Regions from separate parts of the Homo sapiens genome. Here regions 1, 2, 3 and 4 are each linked to region 5. Evidence: chromatin contacts called from ENCODE Hi-C or POLR2A ChIA-PET data. All regions are on one chromosome and are shown on one strand. The core of a region is the stretch at or near the end of the contact, and the rest is flanking DNA. Distances in the headings are between cores, read along the strand shown.

The links. A loop is a pair of places that touch in the nucleus more often than their neighbours do. ChIA-PET counts read pairs that join two places held with the same protein, here RNA polymerase II (POLR2A). Pooled maps may share reads with other maps.
Region 1: a loop to region 5 is called in a pooled map, with 2.5 times the contacts of the local background. The contact joins two enhancer-like sites. A Hi-C loop is called at or near these places in 7 of 37 single-sample maps with no recorded cell type and 3 of 50 pooled maps. POLR2A ChIA-PET finds 5 or more read pairs at or near these places in 1 of 52 experiments (Caco-2).
Region 2: a loop to region 5 is called in a pooled map, with 5 times the contacts of the local background. The contact joins two enhancer-like sites. A Hi-C loop is called at or near these places in 3 of 37 single-sample maps with no recorded cell type and 3 of 50 pooled maps.
Region 3: a map with no recorded cell type shows a loop between it and region 5 (8-fold over the local background). The contact joins the promoter of LINC01010 here to the enhancer-like site in region 5. A Hi-C loop is called at or near these places in 1 of 168 maps with a recorded cell type or tissue (endothelial cell of umbilical vein), 13 of 37 single-sample maps with no recorded cell type and 6 of 50 pooled maps.
Region 4: a loop to region 5 is called in a map with no recorded cell type, with 9 times the contacts of the local background. The contact joins two enhancer-like sites. A Hi-C loop is called at or near these places in 8 of 37 single-sample maps with no recorded cell type and 5 of 50 pooled maps.

Annotation. Positions count from the first base shown.
Region 1 is chr6:134,463,571-134,466,270 of GRCh38, forward strand. All of the region lies in intron 2 of CT69 (cancer/testis associated transcript 69), which reads right to left. It overlaps LINC01010 (long intergenic non-protein coding RNA 1010), which reads left to right. Exons shown (of 3, transcript NR_038217.1): 2 at 1,171-1,279. Among named protein-coding and RNA genes, the nearest start is that of CT69, 14 kb to the right of the region's middle. Within about 2 kb of position 1,266, at least 3 of the 41 ENCODE cell types and tissues checked have a DNase peak (open chromatin) inside an H3K27ac peak, as active enhancers do.
Region 2 is chr6:135,162,181-135,164,880 of GRCh38, forward strand. No RefSeq gene overlaps it. Among named protein-coding and RNA genes, the nearest start is that of MYB, 18 kb to the right of the region's middle. RefSeq lists an enhancer at 1,186-1,255. Within about 2 kb of position 1,276, at least 3 of the 41 ENCODE cell types and tissues checked have a DNase peak (open chromatin) inside an H3K27ac peak, as active enhancers do.
Region 3 is chr6:134,436,299-134,439,102 of GRCh38, forward strand. LINC01010 (long intergenic non-protein coding RNA 1010) reads left to right here and starts at 1,418. Exons shown (of 3, transcript NR_038217.1): 1 at 1,418-1,583. All of the region lies in intron 4 of CT69 (cancer/testis associated transcript 69), which reads right to left. RefSeq lists enhancers at 1-803, 1-247, 1,405-1,464.
Region 4 is chr6:134,371,728-134,374,427 of GRCh38, forward strand. No RefSeq gene overlaps it. Among named protein-coding and RNA genes, the nearest start is that of SGK1, 55 kb to the left of the region's middle. Within about 2 kb of position 1,369, at least 18 of the 41 ENCODE cell types and tissues checked have a DNase peak (open chromatin) inside an H3K27ac peak, as active enhancers do.
Region 5 is chr6:134,869,872-134,872,571 of GRCh38, forward strand. The region is part of intron 2 of LOC101928277 (a long non-coding RNA gene); the gene reads right to left. Among named protein-coding and RNA genes, the nearest start is that of ALDH8A1, 79 kb to the right of the region's middle. Within about 2 kb of position 1,285, at least 3 of the 41 ENCODE cell types and tissues checked have a DNase peak (open chromatin) inside an H3K27ac peak, as active enhancers do.

The DNA.
Region 1 (2,700 bases), core at 16-2,515, 410 kb before region 5:
AAAAAAAAAAAAAAAAAAAAAAAGAATTGTCATTCCCATTCTCCAGTCAAAGAAACTGACCTTGTAAGATGTCGAGTGACTTGCATGTGGTCAATTAGCAAGTAGAGAAGCTGGAACAAATAGAGGCGTATTATCTCTTTAAAACAAATCACACATATGCTTACACTCAAACATGGTGCACAGGCTTTGGAGTAAGATAGACCTGACTTCACATTTTTGTGTCTCATTCCTGTAGCTTTAAGCAAATTACCTACTTTTTCTGATCTTCATTTCCTTATCTGCAAGATGGTAAACAACATCTCTAGCGATTAAGAATTCCAAATGAGATAATGTTGGTGGTCCTGCTCCAGGGTGTGGTATATAGTAGATACTTAGTAAATAGAGCTCTATTGTCAGCAGAGGCTTATCCTTCTAAAGATTATTTATACTGTGACACAAAAAGGGTAAAAAAAAAAAAAAGGAAGAAAAAAAAAAACATTATTCAAATATGGAAGTAAAATGGAGTGTAAACGAGAGCCTAGAAAGGATGTTTCAGCTTGAAGTTCTGCGTCCATAAGGAATTTGAAATATTTTGATAACTTTCTGGTTTTAAAGACCAGATTAGGCTGGGCATGGTAGCTCACACCTTTAATCCCAGCACTGTATGAGGCTGAGCAAGGCAGGTTGATTGCTTGAGTCCAGGAGTTTGAGACCATGCTGGACAGCATGGCAAAACCCCATCTCTACCCAAAGACAAAATCAAAAATTAGCCAGGTGTGGGGACGTGTACCTGTAGTTGCAGCTACTTGGGAGGCTGTGGTGGGAGGATCCCTTGAACCCAGGAGGCCACGGCAGCAGTGAGCTGTGATGACTCCACTGCACTCCAGCCTGGGTGACAGAGTCATACCCCGTGTCCAAAACAAAAGAAGAGTGAGAATAAGAATAATAAGAAGAAAAAGACCAAATTAGTGGGCCTGGATGAACATGTTTTTCGAACCCCTGGAACATCCTAAACGTATTTCTTTCTATCTGTATTTGCCATTAAATGTCACAGAAAAATAATCTTTGCTTTTAAGCCCCTCATGAAGCTCAAGAAGACGAGAAAGTAGCCATTCCAAAGAAATTTTATTTCATTTATTTTATTCTATTTATTTATTTATTTTTCACATGGAGTCTCCCTCTGTTACCCAGGCTGGAGTGCAGTGGTGCACACGCCTCACACTGTGACACAGCGGGAGAGCCCAGAGCGACAGCTGTTGGAATGACTGCACTCTTCCTGCTCAAGTCTGACCTTTCCAAGGTAGGATTTGATTACAACTAGCAATATGGAATTACAAGCAGGGAGAGGTGCCGAGACCACAAGACATCAGGAGACTAAAATAGCAAGGTGGTGAGGCAATCTGCCTTTTATTCCCCTTTCAAGCTATGAGAAGTAGGCAAATGATGCGGCTGAACAATGCCTCCTTGACTTCAGGATATAAAAACTACTTTCATGAGCTTCAAGTCAGGGTAAGTGGGGAAAATGACAATAAAAGTAAATTTAAAAAACCACATTTAAACCCAGTCAACTTAGGATATTTTGTAGTACAAGCGCCAATCTATATGGTTCCTCTGAGATGCCCACATCGCAGGAAGCCTCAAATTTAACTACCAGAAATATTCTGAGAAAATAAAATAAGAAATTCTAAGCTTATAAACGCTTTTGTATGTGCTATTTTAGGTAGTTTTCAGTATGAGTCATTTATCTCCTCCCACAACCGAACTTCAATCATGTTTCAGCTTATTCTAATTAGTTTCTCATTATCTTTTAAATTATTATTTATTTCTGCATGTATTCCTTCCTCAATTTTTAAAAATGTATTATTAAATTTATTGTTGGTAACTCTTTTTCTCAGAAACTCTAAGTTTCAAGAATTTCTCTTATTGTTATTATTATGTTTTGAGACAGAGTCTTGCTCTGTCACCCATGCTGCAGTGCAGTGGTGCAATCTTGGCTCACTGCAACCTCCATGTCCCCAGTTCAAGCGATTCTCGTGCCTCAGCCTCCCGAATAGCTGAGATTACAGGCGTGTGCCAACACACCCAGCTAATTTTTCTATTTTTAGTAGAGACACGGTTTTGAACTCCCGGCCTCAAGTAATCCGCCCACCTTGGCCTCCCAAAGTGCTGGGATTACAGGCATGAGCCACTGTGCCTGGCCAAGAGTTTCCTATATGATGCAGTCATGCTCTGAAAAGGATAAGCAATAATCTAATATGCAATATACAATGCAATAATAATATATGCTTGTATATGTATAATATTTTATAACTACAAAGACTTTCACATATATTATCTCATTTAATCCTGAACACACAATAGCATCCAACCCTCCTCCTTTTCCTCCTGAGCACAGTGTTAAATGTTCCCTATGCAATGTCTCTAGAGATGAAAGAGTCAGGAGAGAAAGACATTAAGGAATATATTTGGATATATTAGGGGACCATGAAAGGTAGTTGAACCAACACTGCATAACCTAGGCATGAGCAGTCCCAGGAGGAGTGGCTTCTCTGCTGTTTATTTCTACTATCTGGTATTGGGCAAGTTAGAACCTCTTCAGACCTCTGTTTGCTCATAGGCAAAATTAACACATACCTGCCCTGACTCCCCGACAGAGCTACCATGAGAATCAAATTAGGTAACATGTGAGAAAATATTTTATAGTTTGCCAGATGCCAAATA
Region 2 (2,700 bases), core at 26-2,525, 290 kb after region 5:
ATGACAAAAAAACTCATCATGAAACTTCAGCCAGTGGCAAAGCAGAATGAGCAATTTCATAGAACACAACCAACAACTGACATGAGGTCTGCAACAGAACTACAAAAGGAAGACAAGTTAACTGTTAAACCTCCAACAGTTATGTTCTGCTGGGTTAGGAACAACAAAATTTAGAGGCCACATAGTCTTACATTTTATCCCAAGATGTAAATGTTTTCCTTCTATAAGCTTGCTTAGAAATTGAACACACCAAACTATAGAAGATTTTTTCCTGTAATTTGTTGTGCATTATCAGCTATTTACGTAATTACTCTAATTAAGCTAGTTACAGCAGTTCCTGTAAATATGTGAAAGATCACTGAAACATGTAATTATGTCCTTATATCATTAATTAAACTGTATCAGCTGGGAAAATTACTATAACTATGTCTGGAGGTGTCATTAGTCTGTGTAATGGAGACATAGAATTCTTTATTGAACTATAATAAAGTGTTCTGCATTAATAATACATTTAAAACACCACTTGTGATTTTTTAAAGTTCCAGATCTCAGCATAAAAGAAATATGTATCTTTTACTCCACAATGATTTGAAAAACGGACGCAGGTTTTAGGCTTTTTTTATTACCAACTTGGGTAGAAGGCAAGTTGACAAGTGGGCCCAGTTCCCTAGTGGCCATTCTTGGCATTGCAGCAGGAGCGGCAGCATCAAGCCCTGGGCTCTTCCTCCTGGAAGAGGCTCAGCCAAAGCTCATGCTGGGAGAACTTCCCTGCTTCCCATGCTGAACCCGCCCCAACTGTTCCCTCCTAGGTTCTCATGCACCCACGAACCAACCTCTTTTCTCATCGTTTATATGTAAATAGATGTCCGAATGCCCCTAGCCAAAATATTAGATTAATAATAGTAAGAAAAGGAGTAGAAAAACTTCAAAGTAGTACATTTTTTAAAATAGAATTTCAGGCTGGGCATGGCGGCTCACGCTGGTAATCCCAGATACTCAGGAGGCTGAGGTGGGAAGATTACTTGAGCCCAGGAGGTCGAGGCTGCAGACAGTCATGATTACACCACTGTACTCCAGCTTGGGTGACAAAATGAGATGCTGTCTCAAAAAAAAAAAAAAAAAAAAAAAAAGAAAGAAAGAAATTTAGACATCATGAATATGATAAGTGCAGCTGAGAATCCAGTCTTTCATGCCTTCAAATCAGTCAGTTTCTGTCTCCTTCTGAGGCTGGCCCTGCAGTCAGCACTTGGAGATACCTCAAGCCTTATACCAGGAGGCAGCACCCTGATTCAGTCAAGAAAAAACGCAGATCGCTCTGCCAGGGGATGGCATACCGTGGCCACAGACACTCTTATTGGTTCAAAGGATGCTCAATATGAAGAAAAAGGTGCCTAGGACTGAAAAGATGAGGGGATCCCCAGAACTTCAGAAAGACACACAGGAAACCCCCTCCTTCAGAAAATAACAAACAGAGAAAGCTTTCAGTTCTTCAAGTGCAAAAAATAAAAGCTTATGACTAGAATTCTGATTCTCTTTAGTTTAATGTGTATTTCTGGGGAGAGGAAAAGATTAACGTTCTTATACCAAAATCTTACACAAGGTTTCATCTTTTTTTGGAAATCAACAACTACATTTTAAAAGCAAATTCTTTGAACTAGAAGTTTCTGACTTTTAGCAGAAAACTACACGATTTAATTTTTAATAATTATAAAATACAATACTTAGATTTGTCTCCAATCTTTGTATGTAGCAAATAACATACTTGACTATGGTTCCATCAAATTCACATTTATGGATGAAATAGTTGTTTAGAACTAGATTTAAATTAGTTGAACTTCTTTCAGCTTCATTCTGTAAGGCAGAATTAGGTTGATTCTACAAAATGGCACATAATAAGACACGAGTGACTCCTCACTTTTTGGGTCCAACAGTAACTTCATGAATCTAATGACTGCTATGGAAACTCTCGCCTTTAAAAAACGAAAACTTGAATATATTCATTGTATTTTACATAAAATTTTGTCTCCTAAAGTCTACTCACAGACCTAAAATATACATTGAATTTTTAATTTGTATGAGTGTTTTCTATCAGGAGCACTGAAGTAGAGTGAGAACTTAATTAAAAACGTTTATTTATTTATTTGTTTATTTATTTATTTAGATGGAGTCTCGCTCTGTTGCCCAGGCTGGAGTGCAGCGGCGTGATCTCGGCTCACTGCAAACTCCACCTCCCAGGTTCAAGCTATTCTCCTGCCTCAGCCTCCCGAGTAGCTGGAATTACAGGTGTGCGCCATCATGCCTGGCTAATTTTTGTATTTTTAGCAGAGACGGGGTTTCACCATGTTGGCCAGGTTGGTCTTGAACTCCTGACCTCAAGTAATCTGCCCACCTCAGCCTCCCAGAGTGCTGAGATTACAGGAATGAGTCACCGCGCCCAGCCTAAAAACTTTTAAGGAAAGAAAATCATGGCAGATAATCACATGCCACATAGAATACTGGCAATATTTTAATGTACACACTGGTCAGGAAATTAGACCAACTTTTAGTACACAAACACTGCAAATATTGCTACTTCTACTTCCCATCCTTCCTTCCTTCAATTAATTTTCATATAGGTTCAGAATGTTCATTTTATGTATATATACATACTTTTATGTATACATATATATACACATATACTATTACATATATATATATACA
Region 3 (2,804 bases), core at 168-2,667, 430 kb before region 5:
TCTTCCTGGTCACTTACTGCTCATCGCTCACTGTGTGGGGAGTGCAATGAGTCAGTGGCAAATGCTCTGCAGACACGCCCCTTGTTCATCTGAAACGCACAAAGGAGGGGTGGGCTGTGTGACTAAGCCTGTGTGTGGATTCTTACAGTAAGTTATGTTTCTGAGAAACAGGCACTAACAATAGCTCATTTAAAAAACAAAACACAACGAAATAAGCACCATTACAATTGGTGAAAAACATGTTTAATCTTTTGCCTAAGAAAGTTTTGATAGCCCAACATAATTGAAATGGTGGCTATGCATCGTTCCACCCTAGTTACTCTTAACGGCATGTTTTGAGTCACCAAACGTGCGTCCTGCTCAGCCTTGCCCAGGCAACTGTGAACGACAGCCCTTTCCAGAGGACCTCAGAATGACAGGGGCATGTCACAGCACCTTCCTTTCTTCCAAGAAATGCCAGGTCACAGGGGGTGTTCACTTATTCTCAAGTGACATTCTTGTCCTTAAAATATTTTTTTCCTCCATTATGGTTGTGACAATTGTTAGCATAAATATTAGCCTGAAAGAAGGACAATTCTTATGAAGCCCAAATTGGGTTTAAGTTATAAGTAACAGTTGTGTTTTTAAAAAATAACTCATCCTCATCATACAACCAGATAAAGTAGAAATCAATTGTCATATAAGATATACAAAATTTGGGTATAAATAAAAAGATAACAACTGGATTAAAATGATCCTTTGCCATATTTTACTCTCTTGGAAGTGAACTCTGAGCATACATATAATGATATGCCTAAAAAGTGTCAATGACACAGCTATTTTCAATGAAATTAAGGAAATAAAAGACCCAAAATGCTCATACTTAAGATTTGTTAAACCTTATCCCTGGTCAACATTCTATGCAGATCTGAAACTGAAACTATTGCAAAATGATGCAAGACTGTAAGTACTCTCTGGAGTTTGGGTGCATTATTTTTGTAATTCCTTTTATGTAATGGAACTATTTCTTTTTCCAGGGCCATATAAACACCTGAAGAGAGGACGATGTCAGGTCGACAGATTGTGGAATTTAGATTCAGCACCTAAGCTATTTGAGGTTGACACTCACTGAAATCTTGAGTGTTTGCACCTGCTGTGGAATAAGTCATTGTCCTTGGACACCTTACAAGGTGGAGTTTGTGCACATTTGGGAAGAAGGAGGCGGCTGGCAGAGTGACTTCCTTATCGACCCACTCACCAGCATCTCCATCTCCCTCAGGGGGTGCTGTCCACCCACCGTGTTTTGTTTACATCAGTAGCAAAGACATATGAATCATCTTCCACTTTTTAGCTATGAATGAAGAAGTAACCTCTGACACCCACTAGTGCGACTGGCCCTTACATGCTGGTATATGTCAGACTCTTAGCATCACTCTCATTTCATACTGCTGTTGATGATGTGAATTTTGGAAATATTCTCCCCTATTGGGTCTTTCTCCATGACAGATGATGTCCTTTGGCTTCGGTTTTTTGCCTAAGAACTGTAAGTGGTGCTTGCTAGCCCTACTAAGAATCCTGCCATTGTTGCAAATTTCAGAAAAAAGGTAATGCATTTAAGGAACTTTTCCCTTTGTTACAATTATTTTCTTTCTATATTAAGTAGCTTATAATTAGGATAAAGAGATTACAGAAACAGGGATGGAGAAGGACGGGTTGAGGGGAGGAGAGAGAGTGCTGGAGAGACAATATCATCACTAGGAAAAGACATGAGTAAAAAAATAGCGCAAACAAGAATTATGCTCCTCAAAAAAGAGCTTTCTGGTCACCTTGCAAGGATTCTATAAAAGTTACAGGTTACAATCGAAATAAGTAAAATATTTAGTTAACAAGGAAATGTGCATCGTGCACATAATTACTGAAAGTTATTACCAGTCACTGTGGTAGGAACTGGGGATTAGAGAGAGAACGGATCTGTAGTTCTAGCCTCAAGGAGTTACTGTTTAGCATTAGAGGCAAAATGAAAAAGTACTCATTGTTTCTGCCCATGTTTGCAAAAAGGGGACAAGTTATTGGTCCCCAAAGTAAATGAGATAATGAGAAAAAACTTCAGGGAAAAAACTGAGAATACTATAGCTGATTAACTTACTGTTTAGTTCTCTTAAAAATATCTACCTTCTTATCATTATAATTCTGGAATGAAAATCAGGAGGACTGCCTAGTACTGCCAATTCTGACAGTGATCTGGTAAGACATTTTCAATTATTTCCTCTGTAAATGTTTTAATATCAGATTAGAAATGTGTTTCTACTTTCTAATTTGTAACGTAAGACTTCAAAATCTGTTTGAAAACTACTGTAGAAAGTCTGTGTTGAAGGATAAAATTCCCCGATATTTTAGAATGGACTCTTTGCATTCAATTAATTTATTAGTTAAAGACAGTGATTAATGCATCCTAAAATATTTAGGGATGTAGTCTTTTCTAATTATTTCACTATAGCATAGAAGAATTGCTATTAAGAGTTGGCCAACAGGCCAGGTGCAATGGCTCATGCCTGTAATCCCAGCACTTTGGGAGGCTGAGGCTGGATCACTTGAGCCCAGGAGTTTGAGACCAGCTTGGGCAAAATGGCAAAACTCTGTCTCTGCAAAAATACAAAAATCAGTCAGGCATGGTGGCTTGTGCTTGTAGTCTGAGCTACTCAGAGTTGGGGGCTGAGGTGGGATTCGCCCGGGAGAAACGAATAGAGAGGTCTGGGTATGCAGGGATATAGGGTCAGGTTACCAAGTTAGCTGAGCACATCGGGTCCCCTGTGGATATTGCCACT
Region 4 (2,700 bases), core at 119-2,618, 500 kb before region 5:
TAGGTTGGACCTGCTGTGCCTGTGGTGAGCCTTTAACACCCGACTGCCATAAGCCACATTCTGAAAGGCCGTACACCCACATATACTGTCTGGGTGCCTGAAGCTCTGCCTTCCATCTCTGCCCACTGGGCTATGATTGTAGCATTCCATTTTGCTCTTACTGGGGGAAGTATTCTTGTCCCTCTCTCCTGCACCCAAATGCCCAGCTGCTGGCTGGGACTCATGAGTAGAAGGTCAGTGTAGGCTTCAAAGCTAGTATTTCCATTTTTCCCATTCTACTACATCTGCCTCCCATGGCTTACTTTTGTTTTGTTTTAGAGACAGGGTCTTGCTCTGTCACTCAGGCTGGAGTGCAGAGGCATGATCATGGCTCACTGCAGCCTCGAACTCCTGGGCTCAAGGGATCATCCCACTTCAGCCTCCTGAGTAGCTGGGACTACAGGTGTATGCCATGATGCCCAGCTCCCATGGCTTACTTTTGGAACAATGTGTTTGTCAAATTAAGTACACAGGCCTGCAAGAACTGGGAAGGAGAACTCTTATCTTACTTAGTACCTCTCGACATGTACTTTTTGCTTTAGAGACAACTAAGTAGCCATATCAGAACAAGTGTCAGTTGAAGGATACCTTTAAGATATTCATTTACAAATGCTTTTCTGAATGCTTTGTGTATGATAGTTCCGTATCTCATTATTAATTCTTTTAAGCTTTTAGTGCAGGCAAAACTAACATGTTTAACATCAGTCCTCTTATTTTTTACTATAAATAGTTGCAAGAATTAAATGAAATAATATATTTAGAAGTCTTAACACATTCCACACAGCAGTCACTAGCTATTATTACCCTTCTAACTGTACATGCTGGCAGTTATCTGGCTCAAGGAGTTTTTAGTGGGATATGATATATTTTGCCTCTCAATTTTGAGTTTTAATGCTTTTTACCATCAAAGGATTGACATATCTTCCTGGAAAAGATAAAAAAGATCTTTGAAGATTTGTTTTCTTCAAAGTTATGACAACCACAGCAACGTGCCTCAGTGTAGATACTCTGGTTGCTAAGGACCGCATAGATCAGGGTAAAAAGTGGGCTGATGGTACCTGTCATTTTCTTTTCTTTTCTTTTTGTCACTTGGAGGGAAGAAGCAGCTTGGTAGATGCTTGGGCTTGTGTCTGAGGCATCACAGCAGCATTGTGAAAAAGAATCAGTCAGCATGATGGTATCTATCTTTTTGGACTGACTTCTGGACGGATCTGCCATTCTACCGCTGTACTTTGCTCTTCAGGGAAACATGGAAGCACATTCCCATGCTAAAGAAACTTCTATGTGATCAGTTCACTATGCAGAGCACTGGGAGTTTCCCTCCTCAACAGAGATTGCAGCACACAGCCTCTGCCTTGCTCAACACCACAAGATTCTGTGTCAATAATCAAGGACAAAATAGCTCTAAAATTAAATCTTATTTCCAGCCTAGAGAATTTTTAATCTAGATTTACAGACATCATAAAAAGTAATGATTACTATGTCAAGAAAGGTAATTTTCATGAAGGAAATGACTTCTAATCCAAATGGTTTATTTGTAGGATTAATGTCATATGAACCTGTTTTATACAAAGTTGTAGGGAGACAAAAAAAAGGGAAGAAATTAATTTCGAGCCTAAATATACCAGTAAATAAATAAGTTGACAAAAATGAGCTAATTTTAACTTCAAATCACTCACCCAATTCGTCTTGTACAATAACCTCAGAAACACAAATACACCATGTCCGGCTGCATATGAAAGTGGCAAGAGCTTGTCATTTCCATTTTTAAAAGGAGAAGCAAATGTGTCTAGCTTACTCAATTTTTTCCTAACTTCAACTTTCATGTTTATATAACCATCAGGGAGACGTGCTGACTCACAGTCAGCCTCTGGGGCAGCACTTCCCTTTTCTTTAGTTCTTGAAGAAACAAGTATGGTGCTCCCAGGAGAGTGGACAAGCTAACCATGTGAGTTTTTTATACACACAAGTAATATAATCGTGTACATTTATGTTAATTGACAAAAGTCTGAACAAGATAATCCCTAAACAATAAGAATGATTTTATTTTATTTATTTAATTTTTTTGAGATGGAGTCTCACTCTGTTACCCAAGCTGGCTTGATCTTGACTCACTGCAACCTCCATCTCCCAGGTTCAAGTGATTCTCCTGCCTCTGCCTCCCGAGTAGCTGGGACTACAGGCTCACACGCCACCACACCCAGCTAATTAAGAATTATTTTAAGCAAGAATTGCTTTTTAAAATGCTAAACAAAATGATAAAGTCCACAAGTTTTTAGGTTTGTAGGTGAAGTCTTAGCTGACTTCCCACCTCCAGCAGGTTGGAAACTGTTCTTGATGCTCCCATAATACTTAGGATTTACACGATCATTGCGACACTACAGCACTTAATAGTAGCCAGGAGATAGAAGGTTCCGTGTATGGGGTACTGAGTTTGCACTGCACTTCTTCTCACTCCAGGCCACAGACCCCCGGACTCTACTTCCTTCCTTAGAGTCAGGAACTAAGAGGAAAATATTCAGCTTGGTTTTCTGGAGTGAGAAATACAGGGTTGAGACTACGTCAAGACAGTTATGTAAATAATGTAGGTGAAAAACTGAAGAAGAGATGAGGAGCCACCACAGCTTCCCAATCGATTTATTTGCTTCCAACTTTTCCAAC
Region 5 (2,700 bases), core at 35-2,534:
GGGTGTGGCTCATGCCTGTAATCCTAGCACTTCGGGAGGCTGAGGCAGGTGGATCACTTGAGGTGAGGAGCTCAAGACCAGCCTGGCCAACATGGTGAAACCCCGTGTCTACTAAAAATGCAAAAATTATGGCCGGGCATGGTGGCTCACGCCTGTAGCCCTAGCACTTTGGAATGCCGAGGTGGGCAGACTGCCTGAGCTCAGGAGTTCGAGACTAGCCTGGGCAACATGGTGAAAACCCGTCTCAACTAAAAATACAAAAAATTAGCCGGGCATGGTGGCACACGCCTCTAGTACCAGCTACTCGTGAGGCTGAGGCATGAGAATCGTTTGAGCCCAGGAGGTGGAGGTTGCAGTGAACCATGATCGTGCCACTGCACTCCAGCCTGGGCAATAGAGTGAGATACTGTTTCAAAAAAAAAATTAGTGGGGCGTGGTGGCACAAGCCTGTAATCCCAGGTACTCAGGAGGCTGAGGCAGGAGAATCACTTGAACCTGGGAGGCAGAGGTTGCAGTAAGCCGAGATTGGACCACTGCATTCCAGCCTGAAAGACAGAGCAAGACTGTCTCAAAAACAACATAAAACAAAAAACAAAAAAAAAGAAGAAAAGAAGGAAAACAAGAAACCACGTTAGTTGTTCTGTCATTTTTAGTTAATTTTTTCATTCTCACCTTATGTTGCTAATTCGACATAAAACTAATTTGAGAAAGGATAAAATAAGCTTCAAGCTATAACTGAAGCTTTATTTGCAAATAGTAAGCCAACATATCCAATAGTTCAGACGCTGTGACAATGTATCAGGATTCTAGGATCACCAGGCTGCCTTCACTTTGCATCTGAAACCCGGAGTGAGTGAACAGCAGCAGGGCCCTCCACTGAGAACACAAACACACCTGTGCTTCCTATTTATAGTCACCTGCTGACTAATAATACCCCCACAATGACTTTCCCGTCAAACTTCTTTACTGTAATGTTTTAACCTATGAAATTCCCACTGTAACATAAATGTGTTTATCCCAATCTGTCTGTAACTGGGTGTAAACTGGGAGGTGCTGGAACCAGTTCGCATCAGCTTGCAAGAGCTGGGTAGCATCTCTTCCCAAAGTATGTTCAATGATGTTACACTTTTGGTTTAAAATCAGCATGGTAAAAATATTTACACCACAGAAAATGGCAAACGCTACAAATCAGGGCTTCCTAGACCCCACCTCCACCAGAGCTGAGCTTTAAACATTGACCGGCACAGCACTGGATACATACATCTGTTATTGCTTAACACAAGAAACTTCATCCACACTCCTTCCTGTTCTAGATTGAGTGCACCTGGTGAAAACCACAAGGATGCTTGTCCATGAAGATTTAAAGGTACAGAGTTCACTTAGAGATTAGCAACGGGGACATATTCTATATCCTCACCCCATAAGGTATGCAGGAGGAGAAATTATGCCAAAGTATGCTAGAATCCATGTAACTGCTTTCAGTGTCCAGGATAAGAAATCAAACATCCTCTGAGCTATGACTGTGTCTTAGTCAGTGTCAGGTTCTAACTGAGGTCTGAGGGGAGTCAGTGGGTGAGTGGTGGGTAGCTGGAAAAACACTCGAGGAATCGTAGACAGTTTCGACATGGCTTTACTCTCCCTCTGGGCACGAGTGAGCCCAGGTGCAAGCTGTATGTACAGCATCAGTAGGGTAATTATACCTTGTACAGACAATAGTGGGTCCGAGCCAAGCACAAGCTCATGTGGGTGATCACCTAATGCGCCTCACATGGTGTGATTACATAATGTGTGGAGTTGTGCTCCTGTGCTCCAAACTTGCTCAGTCATGCTGGACTGGATATCTACCTTGGCCTATTCTTTTTTTTTTTTTTTTTTTTTTTTTTGAGACGGAGTCTCGCTCTGTCGCCCAGGCCGGACTGCGGACTGCAGTGGCGCAATCTCGGCTCACTGCAAGCTCCGCTTCCCGGGTTCACGCCATTCTCCTGCCTCAGCCTCCCGAGTAGCTGGGACTACAGGCGCCCGCCACCGCGCCCGGCTAATTTTTTGTATTTTTAGTAGAGACGGGGTTTCACCTTGTTAGCCAGGATGGTCTCGATCTCCTGACCTCATGATCCACCCGCCTCGGCCTCCCAAAGTGCTGGGATTACAGGCGTGAGCCACCGTGCCCGGCCTTTGGCCTATTCTTGACTGCAGCAAATCCATTTTCCTTACACTCCACCCCCTAGGCTGAGCGAGACATAGGCTTTGGACACACAGGTCTGACATATAGGCCTTACATTCCACCCTGTAGGCCAAGGGAGTTCTAGTGGGAGACATGCCTGCAGGGCAGAACCCTGGATCCAGAGGCCACAGCAGTACTACAGGGAGCAACAACTCCAGGTTATGGCGGGCAACCACCCCAAGGTGACGTTACCCCAATGCTGCTTTATACATTAAGCCAGGTTTTTATTTTCCTACCTTTAGGGGCATTGGGGCAGGCAACAACAGGTTACCTTTTGTCCCCACACGTGGTTGGAGAAGGTCATCCTTCCTCCTTCAGGTCTTTCCCTATGGCTTGGCCCCACATGGAATGGTGACTAACTAGCTACTTCTGTAACTTGCAGGTAGTTAACCACAAGGTTAAGCCTCAATAAACTGCCCAGCTATTGGTGCAGATTACCATAGGTGTCACCACCTTGGTCATCACCATTCACACTGCCC